2 separate regions of the Homo sapiens genome follow, and region 2 is linked to region 1. The links are chromatin contacts, found by Hi-C or POLR2A ChIA-PET in ENCODE. All regions are on one chromosome and are shown on one strand. Each heading gives the region's core, a stretch centred on a gene start or an enhancer-like site at or near the end of the contact. The rest is flanking DNA. Distances are from core to core; before and after follow the strand shown. Region 1 has its middle 190 kb from the start of CDKN3. Region 2 overlaps LOC105370507 (a long non-coding RNA gene).

Region 1 (5,397 bases), core at 218-2,717:
TTGCGTTATTTTTGGCCTCAGGCAGCAGGTAGCCTTGAGTCAACTGGCTTAAACCCTATGGAGATTTATTGCTTCACATTATGGAAAGCCCAGAGGTGGGGTGGTCTCTTGGGTGTGCTCCTTCAGGGGCTCAATGATGTCATGAAGAACCCAGGTTGTTTTCATCTCTATCTTCAGCCCCCCATGGGCTGGCTGCCACTTCAGGCTGGTAGCAAGACAGCTGCAGCAGTTCCAGGAGTCCCATCTACTGAGGTCAGTGTTCAAGGTAAATGGGACTTTCTTAGGAGTGAAGAAATACTTTCTAGAATTTCCTAAAAAGCAGACTTTTCCTCACATCTTATTAGCCAGAGTTTGGTTGTGTGCTTGTCCTGAAACATCCCTGAAAAGGCTGACAGTATTATCTTAGACTGGTTGGGCCTAGTCCCGTACCGTGTTCCCAGAAGTAACATGGCTGTGCAGAGGATTAGTGGCTAACTAATCAAAATCAGGGTCTGTCAGGAAGAAAGGAAAAAGGAATAGATGGTGGGTGGACAACTAGCAGTGTTCACTACCGTGGCCTGGCATGTGTCTGGGGGTTATTTCTTTTACCATAATCTTCATTAGATCACTCTGTAAGACCCTGCACTGCTAATAAGTGTACTAAGTAAAATCTGTGGGCTTCTAGATAATCTTTGTGATGCTTAACTTTCTGTGGAATTTGACTGGGCTACAGGGTGCCCAGTGGTTAAACTTTATTCTGGGTGATTCTATAGGGTGTTTTTGGATGAGATGAACATTTAAATCAGTAGATTTCATAATGCAGATTCCCCTCTCTAATGTGGGTGGACTTCATCCAATCAGTTGAGGGCATGAATAAAACAAAAGGCTGACCCTCCCCTGAGCAAGAGGGAATTCTCTCTGCCTGACTGCCTTTGATCTGGGATGTTGTCTCTGCAGATTTTGGACTTGCCAGCCTCCATAACTGTGTGAGCCAGTTTCTTAATCAATATATTTACCCATTCTATTGGTTCTGTTTTCTCTGGAGAACCCTGACTAATGTAGTCTTCAAGTCTCCAGTCTCTCCTAATATCCAGATAGTCTGCCATAAGCACCTTCTATATAGAAATTCTGGGACCACCACTGCCCCCTGCTTGGCAGGGACTCCTTAAGCAAAAGCTCAGGTATTAAAAGCAAATGAAATTAGAAGAGGAAAAAAAATGTTCCTTTATATAGTGTCATTAGCATATTTATTTCCATCATCTTAACACTTTTTAAAAAATTCACCTTGTTTATATTTTGGGAAATTCCAAGTTTTTTCTCAGGGTACATTCACTTGCCCATTTGAGATTTTAGGAATATCTTCAAGAATTTTCCAGAAAGTGTTTCCATTTTGGCAGCAGCCAACTTTTCTTTTTTCTTCCTGTGAGTCAGATGAGATACTTGCCACATTCCAAATTACTCATTTGCTTTGTGAATGTGCTTGTTGTTGTGGTGACCAGAAAATTTGTTGGCTGAGGGGAGAAAAAACTTCTATTTTGTGAGGTAGGGATAGAGGGGTGGACAGAGGAAGAAGAAAGGAAGAAGTTTAAAGGAAAGAAGAGGAAATTCATGAAATATTTTGAGTCTTCCGTAAAAAGAATAGAAGAGAGGAATGCTTGATTTTGGCTCCCAGAGAAAATTTCGCAGGACTTGTGCAATGAAAATAGGGTCACCGATTGTATTCTCCTTTGTCAGTCACATACCCTTTTCCGGTTTCTTTCTCCAAACACAAGTCCAGATTAAAATCCAAGATCTGTGATCTTTTTCACTGGATGCGGTAAGTCTCTCCTACTGTAGGGAAGTCTGTTCTGAAGCAGGAGGAGCCCACTATATTTGTCACTGAGTTTTTTTACAGGCCACTCTCATAGTAATGACATAAGCCACCTCCCCAAGTCAGGAACTAGGAGGAATGTTTTCAGTATTTGTTTGAAGGAGAGAGGAGAAGCAAGATTTTTTTTCCTCTGGTTTCATCAGGAATTCTTATAAAATATAATTTAATTGGAAAAACAAAAACAACTTTGGTTTTTTCCCCTGAAGTATCATTCCTTCCCCATAACTGAATTAAGGCTAACAAAACAAAACTGTTAGCTCTTGTATTCTTGCCCCAGCCAAAGAACTTCAATACCTTCCTCTTTGCTTTACTACATCCAGTGAGAAGTGCTAGTGAACAGGTCAGGCCTGAGCCCCTACAGACCTCTTGAAACTGCCTCTGCTACTTCTTAGTGGTGCATCTTAGGTTCCTTAATTTCTCTGAAATTCAGACTCTTTTTTTGTAAAATAGACATAGTAATAGTGTCTATCTTATTGGGTCCTTGTGAGATGTAGCACACAGTGGCTGTGACACCAAATGTGTTCAGCCAGAGTTAGATATATACAGATCTATATTATAATTATTATGTGAGCTTTATTGGGAGGGCCATCACATAACCATAATTTAGCACTGACTCTGCACTGTCTGCCCTAAGGGAGTGTAACTTTGAATGCAAAACTTGCCTCAGGTTCAGTTTCAAGAAATCATATTCATGGATGATTGCCTGAAAGATGTAGAATCTCTACTTTCATTAAAATATTGTAAATTTTACACTTAGATCAAGTCAGACCATCAGGGAGTACTAAACCAAGATTAGTTAGATACTATTCTCAACAGATCGAAAAGAGGGCAGAAAGAAGTTTGTTAGAGGTAGCCAGGCAAAAAATAGAGGAGTTTTGGTGAAGTAAAGGAATTAATGCTATTTCAACTTCTCAATGTTCATCTATTATGAGGAAGACTGCAAGTATAGTATATCTGAGACAGGCAGGCTGATATGGGAGTTGCTAAAAGGTGAGAAATAAAAGACAAAAGAAAACAGACTTAAAGGGCATAGTCAGCTACTTTAAAGAGGAGGAAAGAGGAGGCGATAATAGCGGTCTTAGTGGCGTAATATGTTTGTTCAGAGTAAGAAGCAAACTGATAAAGAAACATAATTTTACATCATAAATAGTACCTGCTACCTAGTACACACTCAATAACCTTCCACAAGTGACTGAATGACACACAAATTCCTGCTATAGACCCCCTAGTATTTGAAATACAAAGTTTCAAAAACAGATTGCTTTATTTTCATGTCTTACCTCTTAGGGTTGTTAATCTTCTGTCCAACATTGAGTATAGAATTTTGAGTTCTACAGTTTGCATCATAGGCCCCTAGAATAATAATTTAAACATTGTCCTGGCATTTGTCTCAGCTGTGCTTGATCACATTGGATCAAGAAGTTACTAGTAAAAAACAAAAGCAATTTCTTCTCTAAGGTGAAACAGATCTAGAAAGGCAGCTGTATGTATGTCACCACGCTGAATGCTGAATTTGAGAGAAAGAATTCCATTGAATTTTAAGTTATTTGAAGGACTTCAAGCTCATTAAAAATGTTTTAGGTTCTGCAAAAGCCAAAATGTATTTCGCCTCAAATACATTTTTCTCTTGGCCTTTAAACTCTGGTGCAGTTGAGGAGAAATTTAATCTGAATGTTTGTGATTCATTTACACTTAACTCATCCCTGTGTGGTTTCTCAAGAGCTAGTTGGTGTTCAGTAATCTTTGGAGCCTTTTTTTTTTTTTTTTTTTAGCACTGGGAAGGTGAATTTTGCCCAGAGTAAATAAATTCAAATCCCAAAAGGTTCAGGTTCAGTGGGAAGCTCAGAACCCGTAAAGTTCAGGTTGATTCCACACTTACCAAAAATGTGTCTTCCTCCTATTCCTGTGGGTTTCATACAACCCTTTGCCTTGGATTTTTCAGAAGTTTGCATATGCAGGTCCCTGGATTAATATTTGGCTATGCATCCTTGCATATCTCCCTTTCACAGCTGCTCCACCCTCTCCAGAAACGAGAGATTCTTGCTCTCAAAAGACTGACTCTACCACTACATTCTTCAACTCAGAAGTAAAATTTCCTTTTTCCCTGCCTCATCTGCCAAGGGCAAAAATCCTTGATCCTAAACATACTTTCCTCCCATCTTTTAACATGTTTAATTTCACTTTAGAAGGTGGCCAAAATTCAGCCTCCAGTCCCCAAACTCCCTTCCTAATATGCCCTTCTACCTAGAAATTCTACTTTTCCTTCTCACTATAGGAGCTCCCCCAGCCCGTGGTCTTCCTAAATTCTAAATTAATAATCTAAATTGTGTAGGTAATTATGTATTGGATGTATCCTATTTCTCCAGCGGTTCAACATGGAAGATGCCCATTTCGCATCCCTTTGTAGCAGACATGGTGAACTGGCATTTCAGTCAGTACTGTTTCCTTCTTCCTTTCGGGCAAAGCCCCGACTTTGTGGGGGTGGCCCACACTTCTACAGGACTCAGAAGTGAATCTTGATTCGTCTGAACCAATCATGGTTATCCTATTCATCTTGCTAGAGTATGGTTTAGAAAGGGACTGGGTTCCAATCCTGGTGAAAGAGATATAAGGGCTAAGTCTTCTGGGAGCTTCTGGGAAATATTTTCTCACCCTTAAAAGGGGAGTGGAGAAACCCACAGTAGAAAAAGCCTCTCTTTCTTCTGTTGATGCCTATTGTTGTGTCTTACATGTTCCTGTTTCTGAGTGCGATGCTTGGAACTGAGCCAGACATCCTATGACCCTGGGAATAGCACATCTGAGGAGAAATCTACTCACTGAGGGCTTCGGAGTAGAAAGATAGCAAGAGTCTGGGACTTTTATGACATTTTTGGGCCACTAAATCAATCAAACCACTCTCTCTTAGGACTTCTTGCTATGTGAGATAATAATATTTCCTTATTGTTCAAATTGTCTTGGTTGGGTTTTCTCCTCCTCGAACCTGAAGGCTTTGTAATGTTCCCCTTGCTCTCCTGAATGAAATCCAATCAGCTTTGGTTGGGAGAGTATGGGTAGTGTCTCAGGGTGCCAGCTACTCCTCTACCCCTTCATGTTCTTTTTCCCCAGATGTAGTGACTTCTCTCCACCCATGGTTTATGACAGTGGGGGTTGTTCTTTCACTTCTTCTAACTCATCCATCTGAAATTTCTTTTCTGCCTCCTGAGCCATTAAATCAGTTCCTCCCTTTAAATCTTATCCTGAGACAGACCCTTTCTCGTCAGCGTTTGATTAGCTCCCTGTGATAGCTTGCATGAAGGATGCTCTAGGAAAGTGAATTATGCGGTACTATGTTATACTGCTCCACCCTGGGGCCCAGTAGGAATCATGGGAAACAGATGAGCACAGAGGTCAGAGGCACAGACTGCAGAGGAAGCCTGCGGAGGGATGGCAATGCTGTGATCCTCACAGGGACACATGGAAAAGCTCCAGTAGTCTCCAGACTCTCTAAGGTATAAGCTAGAAGTAAAACACTAGTTTATGTGACAGCCTGGGAGCCCCAGGGATGAACT
Region 2 (4,946 bases), core at 556-3,055, 100 kb after region 1:
ATGTTTTAAAATTACAAATGTAAAGGAAAAAGTGTAGCTTTGTAGTAGAGAAGCCTGGCAAGGACCATCTTAATCAAGTGATCAAAGTTAACACCAGTAATGAGGCAAATTAAAATTCTGTACCACCCAAGAGGATGCAATAAGATGAACATTTTTGTGATATATTCCTGCTAAAAATCATAACCTGAATTTAATCACGAAGAAGCATCAGACAAACCCATATTAAGGGATAGTCTGTAGAGTATAGTTAGCTGTCCTGTACGCTGCCAGAACCACAAGATCATGTAAGTCAAGGAATAGCTGAAAAATGTCCTCATATTAAAGGAAACTAAACAGACACAGTCATTAAATGCAACATGTGATCTTGGATTGGATTTTTTGCCATAAAGCAATGGTTCTTGAAGTGTGGTCCCAGGATTAGCAGCTTCAGCACCACCTAGGAACTTGCTTGGAAATATAAAATTTTGGACCTCATGTTGAACCCACTTAATCAGAAACCCTGGATTTGGGCCCACTAATCTGTATTTACTGAGACTTCCCATTGATTTTGTAGCACACTAAAGTTTGAGATCCATTACTATAAAGTACATTGTTGGGGCAATAGTTGAAACTCTGGAGTAGGTGGTAATAATATATCAGTGTTAATTTCCTGCTTTGCAGGTCATTTGTAGGAAGAACATACTGAATTATTCAGGAGAAATAGAAAATTATGCCTACAACTTACTCTTAAATGACTCAAGAATTGGCCAGGCAAGTTGGCTCATGCCTGTAATCCCAACACTTTGGGAGGCCAAGGTGAAGGGACCACATGAGCTCAGGAGTTCAAGACCAGCTTGGGCAACATGGTGAGACCTCATCTCTACTAAAAATAGAAAAATTAGCCAGGTGCGATGGTGCATGCTTGTAGTTCCAGCTACTCAGGAGGCTGAGGTGGGAGGATTGCTTGAGCTCACGAGGTCAAGGCTGCAGTGAGCTGTGATCATGCCACTGCACTGCAGCCTGAGTAATAGAGCAAGATCCCATCTCAAAAAAAAAAAAAAAGATTCAAGAATAAAAGTTCTTTGTAATATGTATACAACTCTTCTGTATGTTTTAAAATATTTCAATATAAAATTTTTTTCAATGGGATGGGACTAAGTTACACATTTACTATATTAGAAAGTTTGACTCATGTTCACTCTAATTGCTTTTATGTTAAGTCAAATGTGGCACTAAATACAAAGGATGCATATTCCATTACATGTATGGTTAAATCTGCTATGGAAAATAGTTTGTTCACCCAAAACCATCTGTGTTTATTTTCAGGTTGAACGAACCCTAAGGTTAGTCACATTCTTTAAAACCATTTGATGAATGACACAATCTCTGAATCACATCAAAGCCAATCTGGTTTCTTCAAGGATTCCATATCAGTGGAAAAACATTTCTGCTCAAAAGCATCTGTCTATCCATATGTGGAAATAGTCAATACATGAAACTGAAAAATAATTGTTTTCAAATAATTGGCTATATGACATACACAGCCCCTCTTTCTCAGCTGCATTACTAATTGCCTGAATATGATCTGTGTTTTGAATTTTTCCCTCATTGTAGAACTTTGCAAGACTTTCCACTGCACAAAATTATAATACAGCAAGAGCAAAATATAGCCTGAGACAAGTACATATGTTGGATTCTATTCAAATATGCAGGGCTTTATCTAGAAGGAAAAATCCTTTTAGAGTTAGAGAGGAAGTGAATCAGGCCCATGGACTTTGGGTAACCGATATGCAAACATCGGTGGTTGGTGGTGGTTTTTCTCCTTTTTGTTGTCTACTTTGAAGTTGCTGTACAATATCCAAATACCCAGCTCCATTCTCCCTGGTGTTTTGGTGGTTATGCATTTGTTCTGAGACTATGAATGGAGAGTTTCCTTCCAACTAACAAGTGTTCCTTCCCTAGCCATAATCCTTCAGAAGAACTGAATCTGATCAGTTATGTCTCAACTGAAGAAGACAACATTTGTTTTAACAGAGTTTATTTAGAACATCCTGCTGCTAATGTCAGCACACAGATTGGGCAAGTTCCACCAAAATAACTTTCAGGCTATTTGTACTCAATTAAATGTTTATTTAAAATTTCCTTTTGGTTTTTACTGCTGTAAATGCATTGTCCATTTTTCACATACCAGGCACTGTTGTTTAGTCTCAAGGGCATTACTTGTTACAAATTTAACAACTGTGACATATTAAAAACAACATTTAGGGAAGAAATTAGTGTTGAGAAGATGTGACCAGATGTTTTCATAGTGTTTTGCCAAAGTGTCACTTAAATGCCAACAAGATTTTAAAAGGAATTTTTTTCCAAAGTATTTCACTATACCCACTTAAGTGACCCCAAAATATGTTGCTATCACAGATACGTTAGAAACAAAGTTTAATTTTCATTTTAATCATAGTTTTCTTGAGGATACATAAAATCTTTTCACTGTCATTTTTTCTTTTATAAACCCATGGTAATTGAAAAAATTGTGACTGTGCCACATGCTACCTTTGTGATCTAAGTTTTCTTATGACTAAAATGGGGATGCTGGCCAGGTGCAGTGGCTCACACCTGTAATCCCAGCATTTTGGGAGGCCAAGATGGTTGAATCACCTGAGGTCAGGAGTTCGAGACCAACCTGACCAAAACGGTGAAACCCTGTCTCTACTAAAAATATAAAATTAGCCGGATGTGGTGGCACATGCCTGTAATCCCAGCTATTTGGGAGGCTGAGGCAGGAGAATCGCTTGAACCTGGGAGATGGAGGTTGTAGTGAGCCGAGATCGCGCCATTGCACTTTAGCCTGGGCAACAAGAGCAAAACTCTGTCTCAAAAATACAAATAAATAAATAATAAAGTAAAATAGGGATGCCATCTCCTATGATTATTATGGAAATTAAATGAGATACTGTATGTGACAATTTTATCCCAGTACCTGGCACATATAATAACACTTTAATAGTGCTATTACTGTTATAAACATTATTATTTATTGACTGACTTCATAGGGATACAAGTGAAAACATCCCCACTAATTTGACTTAGAGGAAACGCAGTCTCCCCTGCAAGTCCCTCTGAGGCTCCAGTCTTTGACTGAGATTGTCAGTTCGCACTAGGAAAAACAAGCCCATCTAGAGGAAACTACAAAAGAAAGTCATTTATTTTCACATAAATTGGATGGTAATTAGCTTCTCTAAGCTGAAGTCTAAATTCAAGAGCATTTAGAAATGAGCCTGCAGGTAAATATGACACAAGAGACTAGACTCCAAGCAGAGAACTCCATGTTTGCTCTCCTTCAGTGAGAATTCTGTTGATGTCAGAGGGTTAACAGAACTTTTAACAGTTGACTGGGGCCCTGGAGTTTTCATGATTTGGTCCACATTCAAAAATATAAAAGTCAGTGAAGCAAATGCTGTACAACAGAGGTTTTTCAGGGAAAAGGGATAAGCTTGATCCAAAAATATTTTGGAGGGTGGAGACATTCCAAGCATACCATTCCGTGCCTGTGCCAATGGAACGTGGGCACAGCACGGGAACAATGTTCAAGGCTGGAGAGCTTTAGAGTACCGGGGCAATTTTGAGTGAAAAACACAAAGAAGTGAGGAATATCCATCTCTGCCCCCATCACACACACACACACACACACACACTCAAACACACACACATACACACGCACACACACATACACACACACACAAACACACACACTCAACGCATACACATTTCCCTATTTACAGTAGAATTATAAATTCTGAGTAAATTTTAGGTTCACAAGCTATGGATTCCAAAGTTTTGTGCCAAATAATTATAGCTGCATCTTGCAGATGTACAGCTCTACTCTGATAACACACACACATTGAATTGGAAGGAGAGACTGGGTAAGTTCCAGTTATTACATTTCCATCCCAAACTGGAAATGACATTTTGTTTCTTTCCATTATCTTTGATGCTAAGTGGGTAAAACTGCCATAATGAAAATGTGTCACCTTAAAAAATCAACATAAATATGGACAGCTTTTCCATATTAATCATGAAAAGGGAGTAACTTCTAGCATGGAGGAATATATCCATTCCCTTTCCCAAATTCCTTGAATAAAGCATGTGTGCTTGTTTTCATGGTTGTATTTTCCTCATCAGTGTTTGTGATCCCTCAAAGCATGAAGGGATTTTGATTTTGAAAAATCCCTCATTATTCCCAAGAACTATATTGGCTGTAATTTGTGGGTAGAGTTGTATGTGGGTAGAAATTCATCTTCATTCTTCTCTGTAGGTAATTTGAGGAAATGCTGAGGCACTTGGATACCCAAAAAGGACTGAAGATTTCTCAATATAAATTTTAGTTAAATGCCTTCCAAAAAATATTTTGCAGTGTATTTCACTAAAGACACAATCCCTGTTTTTCCTTGACTTTGATAATATATTTTACCAAAGAAGAGCAATTCAGTTTGTGCAAAAGAACCATTCATGAGGTTGCCTGGAGATAGAATGACTCAGTGTTTCTCAAAGGTGGGGCACAGCGCACCTCAATCAGAATCACCTGGGGAGCTTTGAAAACATCAGATTCCTGGGCCCCACTCCAGCTCTACTGAGTCAGGATCTCCCCGGGGTGGGACCTAGGCAGTTGCATATTTAATGAGCTCTACAGGTGATTCTTATGCATCTTAAGATGTAGAGGGTAATTATTAGTTCTGGTCATAAAAGGTAGTATTGCCTTCTGCTCAGGAGCTTCTCTGTCTTTGAAGAGAGGGTCAGTGGCATATTGCCTTTGAAAAAAAATTCAATTTAAACGAACAGCAAGTCATTTTCCCTCTTCTCAATACTTTATTCTAGCTGCGTTTTCCTCCACAGGTTCAATCATCCAGTCTCCTTCACATAGAATAGCATTTGGAGTTGAGCAGCTACGCAAAACATTTTACTGTTGGTCC

The links. A loop is a pair of places that touch in the nucleus more often than their neighbours do. ChIA-PET counts read pairs that join two places held with the same protein, here RNA polymerase II (POLR2A). Pooled maps may share reads with other maps.
Region 2: a map of PC-9 shows a loop between it and region 1 (8-fold over the local background). The contact joins two enhancer-like sites. A Hi-C loop is called at or near these places in 2 of 168 maps with a recorded cell type or tissue (PC-9 and endothelial cell of umbilical vein) and 3 of 50 pooled maps. POLR2A ChIA-PET finds 5 or more read pairs at or near these places in 3 of 52 experiments (BJ, PC-9 and activated T-cell).

What each region holds. Positions count from the first base shown.
Region 1 is chr14:54,208,166-54,213,562 of GRCh38, reverse strand. No RefSeq gene overlaps it. Among named protein-coding and RNA genes, the nearest start is that of CDKN3, 190 kb to the left of the region's middle. Within about 2 kb of position 1,467, at least 5 of the 41 ENCODE cell types and tissues checked have a DNase peak (open chromatin) inside an H3K27ac peak, as active enhancers do; they include PC-9 and endothelial cell of umbilical vein, where a contact is called at or near this core.
Region 2 is chr14:54,105,735-54,110,680 of GRCh38, reverse strand. All of the region lies in intron 4 of LOC105370507 (a long non-coding RNA gene), which reads left to right. Among named protein-coding and RNA genes, the nearest start is that of BMP4, 150 kb to the right of the region's middle. Within about 2 kb of position 1,805, at least 8 of the 41 ENCODE cell types and tissues checked have a DNase peak (open chromatin) inside an H3K27ac peak, as active enhancers do; they include PC-9 and endothelial cell of umbilical vein, where a contact is called at or near this core.